Linked DNA regions of Homo sapiens: region 2 is linked to region 1. A link is a contact called in ENCODE Hi-C or POLR2A ChIA-PET data. All regions are on one chromosome and are shown on one strand. Each heading gives the region's core, a stretch centred on a gene start or an enhancer-like site at or near the end of the contact. The rest is flanking DNA. Distances are from core to core; before and after follow the strand shown. Region 1 has its middle 31 kb from the start of C12orf76. Region 2 holds the start of GLTP (glycolipid transfer protein).

Evidence for each region. Hi-C counts contacts between places; a loop is a spot of excess contacts on that map. ChIA-PET counts read pairs that join two places held with the same protein, here RNA polymerase II (POLR2A). Pooled maps may share reads with other maps.
Region 2: a pooled map shows a loop between it and region 1 (5-fold over the local background). The contact joins the promoter of GLTP here to the enhancer-like site in region 1. A Hi-C loop is called at or near these places in 1 of 37 single-sample maps with no recorded cell type and 6 of 50 pooled maps. POLR2A ChIA-PET finds 5 or more read pairs at or near these places in 3 of 52 experiments (WTC11, activated CD4-positive, alpha-beta memory T cell and naive thymus-derived CD4-positive, alpha-beta T cell).

Annotation. Positions count from the first base shown.
Region 1 is chr12:110,078,204-110,081,641 of GRCh38, forward strand. No RefSeq gene overlaps it. Among named protein-coding and RNA genes, the nearest start is that of C12orf76, 31 kb to the left of the region's middle. RefSeq lists a cis regulatory region at 1,222-2,052 and enhancers at 1,314-1,393, 1,534-1,663. Within about 2 kb of position 1,673, at least 19 of the 41 ENCODE cell types and tissues checked have a DNase peak (open chromatin) inside an H3K27ac peak, as active enhancers do.
Region 2 is chr12:109,878,935-109,882,372 of GRCh38, forward strand. It overlaps GLTP (glycolipid transfer protein), which reads right to left and starts at 1,607. Exons shown (of 5, transcript NM_016433.4): 1 at 1,338-1,607. The coding sequence starts at 1,440. It overlaps LOC124903012 (a long non-coding RNA gene), which reads right to left and starts at 2,467. Exons shown (of 3, transcript XR_007063455.1): 1 at 2,427-2,467; 2 at 2,181-2,240; 3 at 1,964-2,073. It also overlaps a transcript of TCHP not described here. RefSeq lists a silencer at 1,315-1,864 and an enhancer at 2,189-2,690.

The sequences.
Region 1 (3,438 bases), core at 423-2,922:
TGCGAAGCAGGTGGGAGGAGGGGGTATATATGTATATTATATGTTTAATTATGCATGGAATATAACTGGAAACAGGATCTACTATATAATTTGCAAGGCCCAGTGCAAAATGAAAATGTGAAGTCCGTTATTTAAAAGTTAAACATTTCAAAATGGTGACAGCAAAGCATTAAACAAATTCAGATTCCTTCTAAGTGTGGGTCCCTATATGACTGCACAGGTCCCATGCCCATGAAGCTAGCACATCTGGAAGGCTATACAAGGTGGTCTCTGGGAAGCGAGCTGAGGCTGGGGGAATTAGTCGGTGTTTGACGATTTATTTATCACCCTGCTTGTATCTGAATTTTTTCTACCATATGCGTTCATTACTTTTTTTTTTTTTGAGACAGTTTCACTCTTGTTGCCCAGGCTGGAGTGCCATGGCGCGATCTAGGCTCACCGCAACCTCTGCCTCCCGGGTTCAAGCGATTCTCCTGCCTCAGACTCCCGAGTAGTTGGGATTACAGGCATGCGCCACCATGCCCGGCTAATTTTTTGTATTTTTAGTAGAGACAGGGTTTCTCCATGTTGGTCAGGCTGGTCTCAAACTCCCGACCTCAGGTAAGCCACTGCACCCGGCCTGCGTTCATTACTTTTTAAATCACTGAACGCTAAATCTGTATCTCCAGACCATATCTGAATTCTGTGCATAGTCTATGAATCTATGAACCTATATAACCCACAGACACTTCAAGTCACATCTTCAAAATGAAACGCTTTCCCACAAAACAGTGCAAGTAAGGACTAATGAGAGGAGAGAGTGGAGACAGGCATGGACTATTTCTTCTATAGTCTTGGCTAGGAGGAAAAAGAGGTAAGAGGCCGGGTGCTGTGGCTCATGCCTGTAATCCCAGCACTTTGGGAGGCCGAGGCGAGTGGATCACCTGAGATCAGGAGTTCAAGAACAGCCTGGCCAACATGGCAAAACCTGTCTCTACTAAAAATACAAAAATTAGCTGGGTGTGATGGCGCCCGCCTGTAACCCCAGCTACTCGGAAGGGTGATAGAAGAATCACTTGAACCTAGGAGGTGAAAGTTGCACTGAGCCGAGATCGCGCCACTGCACTCCAGCCTGGGTGACAGAGCGAGACTCCGTCTAAAAAAATAAAGAAAGAGAGGTAAGAATGGTCTTTAATGGAGTCATGGGAAAATGTGTGTGTGTTGCAAGGATGTAGAGAAGATGGAACCATTTGAGCCATTCAAAGATTTTGATAGACTAAGTGGGATGTTGAGAATGGTGGTCTCTGTTTCTTTGTGAAGTAGGAAGCCACGTGTGAAGAAATGGGGATTGGGGATTGAATGGTGGATTTCTTAGTCATGTGTGTGTATGTGTTTACAATTTACAGAAAATCAGGTGACATTCTTCAGCAGAAAAGGGAGGTTTTTCTGAGGAAACACTTATCTCACAGAGCTCAAGTGCAGGAAATGTGGCCCAACCTCATGAGAACCTATTAATAGAATCAGAAACTAAACTGTCCTGAGCTGAAGTTGCTCTTTCAGTTTGAAACTGCGTGGGCCCGCCTCTGTTTGTCTCTCTGTGCGCCCATTGTGAGTCTCTGTAAACAATGGATTCCTCTGTTTCTCCCAGGGCACGTGGTCCAACACTGCCTTCAAGGTTAGGTGTCCACAGTTCGAGTGCAAGCCCAGATCCACTATCCAGTTCCGGAATTCAAGGGGAATGATTGGCCTAGTTATTTATCCCTAGTCCAATCAGCTATGGCTGTGGGCGGGGCCACAAACAAACATGGCGTCAAGCGCTGACGTCCATGAAGGGAGAAGACAGGGAGAAAGGAGGAAGAAGAAAAGGAAGGAGCGAGAGAGAGAGAGAGAGAAAGAAGAGAGAGAGCTCTCAGAGAATAGAGGCTAGGGGACTGCTGATTAAATACCCCAATTCCCTCAGGTGGGACAGCACTGAGGCAGGTCTAGGCAGTCTCCAGGGGACCCTAGTGGGACAGAGCCCAGATGCCCACAGCGATGACCTGCCCTTCCTTTTTTAATTCCACCCCCCTCCGCTCCCACCCCCGAGATGGAGTCTCGCTCTGTTGCCCCGGTTGCAGTGCAGCGGCGCCACATCGGCTCACTGCAACCTTCCCCTCTCGGGTTCAAACGATTCTTCTGCCTCAGCCTCCCCGAGTAGGTGGGGATTACAGGCGCCCTCCACCACGCCCGGCTAATTTTTGTATTTTTAGTAGAGACAAGGTTTCACTATGTTGGCCAGGCTGGTCACGAACTCCTGACCTCAAGTGATCCAACCACCTCAGCCTCCCAAAGTGCTGGAATTACAGGCGTGAGCCACCATGCCTGGTCGTGACCTGCTCTTTAGTGCTTCCTGTGTCGATTGCCTTCCCTTCCCTGCCTCCCTTCCCCATGCCTCTTCCTGGGTCACCTCCCAACAAACTACATTCACCTGAACCTCGTCCAGCCGTTATGTGCTGGTGTTAAGGAGTCTGTCTGGAATTTTCCCTGAGAGCAATAAGTGGGTTTATAAACAAGGGTGTGGCATGATCTCATTTGCAACTCAGAGCACTCTGGCTGCACCCTGGAAAATGGGCAGAAAGGGCAAGAGTGGAGACAGGGTCCTGCCCAGGGAAAGGGTACAGTGACATGGAGGGGGACTGAAGACAGCTCCTTAAAGGACACCAACATCAAGGAGACTAAGCTGAGGCACTAGGGAGGAGAGGAAGACCAGGAGACAGTGAGTATCCAGAGGCCACGGGATGAACACTTCACAAGTAAGCCGGTGGCCAAGGAGATATTAAGAGCGATGGTAAAGCTGTGAAATTAAAGCCGCTCTAGTAAGGGACCTGACAGATAAATTACTGGAACAGAATGGAGTCAAGTATTAAACACGAAGATAGGTGGAACCCGGGTGTGGTGGCTCACACCTGTAATCCCAGCACTTTGGGCAGCCAAAGCAGCAGGATTGCTTGAGCCCAGGAGTTCAAGATCATCCTGGGCAACAGAGGGAGGCCCTGTCTCTACAAGATATAAAAATAAATCAGCCAGTGGTGGTGCACGCCTGTGGTCTCAACCACTCGGGAGGCTGAGGTGGGAGGATCGCTTGAGCCCGGAAGGTCAAGGCTGCAGTGAGCCATGTTCATGCCACTGCACTCCAGCCTGGGCAACAGAGTGAGACTCTGTATGCAAAAAAAAAAAAAAAAAAAAAAAAAAAAAAGTAGGAACTTAGTGTGTGATAAAAACATTTAAATCAAGGGAGAAATAAATTCCTCCAGATAGGATCTTTAAACAATTGGCTACTCATTTAGGGGAGGTCCGAGGGAGAGGAAAATGTACTCAAACTTTACAGATTTGAAAAGATGTGTAACTTTTCAAAATATAAAGTGATAGAACTGTCATAGGTAAACTGAGTCCTTTCCTTATTTTATATCACTTGCAAAG
Region 2 (3,438 bases), core at 357-2,856, 200 kb before region 1:
GGAACTTAAAACCACACCCCCTACAGCGAAGACCTATTTGGCACTTACGGCCTCGGTACTTTACACACACCACCTCATCGACTCCTCACAGCTGCCCTAGGAGATCAGCATCCCCGTTTCACAGCTGGGGACACTGAGGCTCACGAGGTGAAGGAGGGGAACTATAGCCTCCAGGTAACCACAACCATCCCAGAGCTCAGGACACTGTGGGAACTACCACCCCTAACAAGCCTTCTTTGCCCACTAAGTCGGACTGTCTTAAGATCTCCTGTCTTTGGGTTTCAGGTGGACTCTGCCCTGGGGGCTGGTATTTTCCTGCAAGGCCACCAAGTGAACCAGCAGGACAGGACAGAGCCCACATGGAGAAGGAGAATAGAGGCTCAGGTTGCACCCTTTACCCGGGACCCAAAAGGCAAAGGGCAGGGGCAGTGGTGCTGGCTTCTAGTTCCCATTTTCCATCTGGGGCCTTGGCTGGACTGGGCTAGGCTGAGGGAGTGCGGGAAGAGGGTCTGAAAGTGGACCGCCTTCCCAATGCGCCCAGGAACTTCCACACGACATACAGGGGAGGGGCTTCCTCTCGTAGAGCCCAAACTGAGGGAGGAATTGGTGCCAAGCTCTGTATGTCTGATGTCACCTCACAAAACAGCTCCCCCGACAACCCTCACCCCTGTCCTAAAAGGAGGAAAAACTTTAGGTGGTTTCCCCTAGAAAGAGGCCCTGGAATTTTGCAACTCCATCTTCAAAACCCTCTCCTTGTCCCCGCCTCACCAGGCTTCCTACCCTTGGAGGGGGAGATGGGAGTCTTTGATCTGGAATGGGCGAATTCTGAGGGAAGAAGGAAGGGTTTGTAGGTCCCATGAGGGAGAGGCTGGAAGCGTTCAAAGAGAAGGCTTATGAAATGGGGGGATTCATTGTAAGGGGAGCGAGTTGAGAGCCATCAGAAAGCGCCAGGGATGAAGGACTTTGGGGAAGAAGGGGCAGGAGGCTTTGGGGGAGATGGTGGATTACAGAATGCCTAAGGGAGATGGAAGATCATCCGTGTTGGGGGCACGGATGATCAGGGGGCATTTGGGGGATATGTAGGACTGTGAGGTGTCTAGGGAGAGGGAGGATTTGGGGAGGACAGGCAGGATGTGACATGTTTAGAGCGGAGAGGACTTGGGAGTGGTCCGGGAAAGGGAGAATTTAGGGTGAGTGGAGGGAAAGAGGATCTTGGGTGCCTGGGGAAACAGTACTTAGGGGTGTCTAGGGCAGAGATGGTTAGGGGATGCTCGGGGGAAGGAGGATTCGGGTGCGCGTGGGGCTGCGGGCCGCCTCCCCCCTCCATTCCGGCTCACCGAAGAAGGGCGGCAGGTGGGACACCGCCTCGAGGAAGGGCCCGGTCTCGATCTGCTTGTCCGCGGGCAGCGGCTTCAGCAAGTGTTCGGCCAGCAGCGCCATTTCGGGGTCGAGGCCCGCGGTGATGCCCCAGCCGGCGCCGCGGGCGTCGACACCGCCCCCCCGGCCGCCGCCGTCAGCGCCGGGGCCGTCACAGCCGCCCGCCGCAGGCTCCGGGGACGCCAGCGTCGCCACTTCCGCCCGCACGGCGCCCTCGTAGCCGAGCGCTCAGCGCCGCCCGCCGGCCGAGCGCCTAAACTGCCGGGCGCGCCGCCCCGCCCCCGCTCACCGGCTCCCAATCCGCGCCCGCCGCCGAGGTCTCCGCGCCCCCATTGGCCGGGGGGCCGGCCGGGGGCGGGACGCAGAGGAGGTGCGCCGGTTCATGGGTCCCGGAGGGCCCAAGTGAGCCGCTCCCAGGTGAGTCTTCCCCAGGTGTGCCTCCCGCCGCCCCCGGTTTGGCCCCCCAATCCGGGCGGGCCGACTCGGGCCAGGTCACAGCTCACAACCCGCCCACCAGCTCGGGTTACAGCCCCACCCAGCCAACGCTCCCCAGGACCCCCGTTTCCCCCAAAATTGTACCCCAGTAACCCCAAGTGACCTGGGTGGACACTGCTCTCCTGTTGGTCACGGTTCTCTTTCGCTACAACCGACGAGGACGCTCGATTGCTTGATTCTTGGTCTTCAATGACCTTATACCTGTTGAACACTGCTGAAGTCACAGTCTAACTCAGCCACTGCCCTGCTGGACAACTCCTGCTTCCCGAAATCTGGGGTCCAGTCTGCCCTCAACAGTCTGATGTTACCTGTTGTGAGGCAGAAAAATAGGGCCTGGAGGCAGGGAACATAAGGCTGACTTCCTAGACCTAAATCAAAAAGCACCTTAGCAATGACAGGAATGTAAACGGCTTTGCAACTTCACTTCATCCTCTCCATTCACGCCCTTTACACTTTGTAACTTCACATTCATCCTCTCCATTTACACAGACCACACACTCCAAGAAACATCCTCTCCATTTATACTTTGTAACTTCACATTCATCCTCTCCCACCAAGTAACATCCTCTCCATTTGCACATCCTCTCCATTTGCAATAGGGCACATTCTGAGTAAATGACTCTGTGACTTCACTTCATTCTCTTCATTTACATAGAATATTCACCAAGTAACCAATGGGAAACCTCTAGAGTATTGAGACCCTAGAAAATTCTGTAAGCAGAGCTCTTGAGCCTCTACGCTCAAGCCTGCTCCCAAACTGTGGGGTGGACTTTTCGTTCTCAGTAAATCCTTGCTTTTGCTTTCCTTGCTTCGTTTGTGTGTTTTCTCCAAGATGCCAAGTACCTGGACACCTTCTACTGGTAACAGCTGGAGCCAGCCCAGTTTATACCAATTCACCCACAACCTGGACACTTGTTTCCCAAACCTAATGTCTCTCCAACAGCCCAGGGTCCAGCTTCTCACACCTTGAATCACAAGTCATCTCAGCCACAACCCACCTAGATGCTTATGTCCTAAACCCAATGCCCAGCTTATGCAAAAATCTAACACACCATTGTTGAGAGCCTCTTATTCATTCCAGAATAAACATTTGCCATCCTTCCCACCCCTCCCCCACCCTCCACCACTATGTGTCATGCACTGCACTGGGCACTGAGGATAAAGTGAATGATACAGCAAAATCCCTGCCCTTGTGGAGCTGACAATCTGGTTGGGAACACAACACAATGCAATACACAAATTGGTAAGACAACTTCAGACACTGATGAGTATGTGAAGAAAATAAAACAGTGTAGTGACGGAGGATGACTGAAGCCTGTTGGCTGAGATCGGATGTAGGGGTTTGGGAGCAGTACCTCTGAAGAGGTGATATTTGAGCTGAGACCTAGAGGAGAAGTAGGATAGAGCCAGGTCAAAGACTTGGGGTGTGAGTCTGGCCAACATGGTGAAACCCCATCTCTACTAACAAATACAAAAGTTAGCTGGGTGTGGTGGCAGGAGCCTGTAATCCCAGCTACTCAGGAGGCTGAGGCAGGGAGAATTGCTTGAACCAGGGAGGTGGAGGTT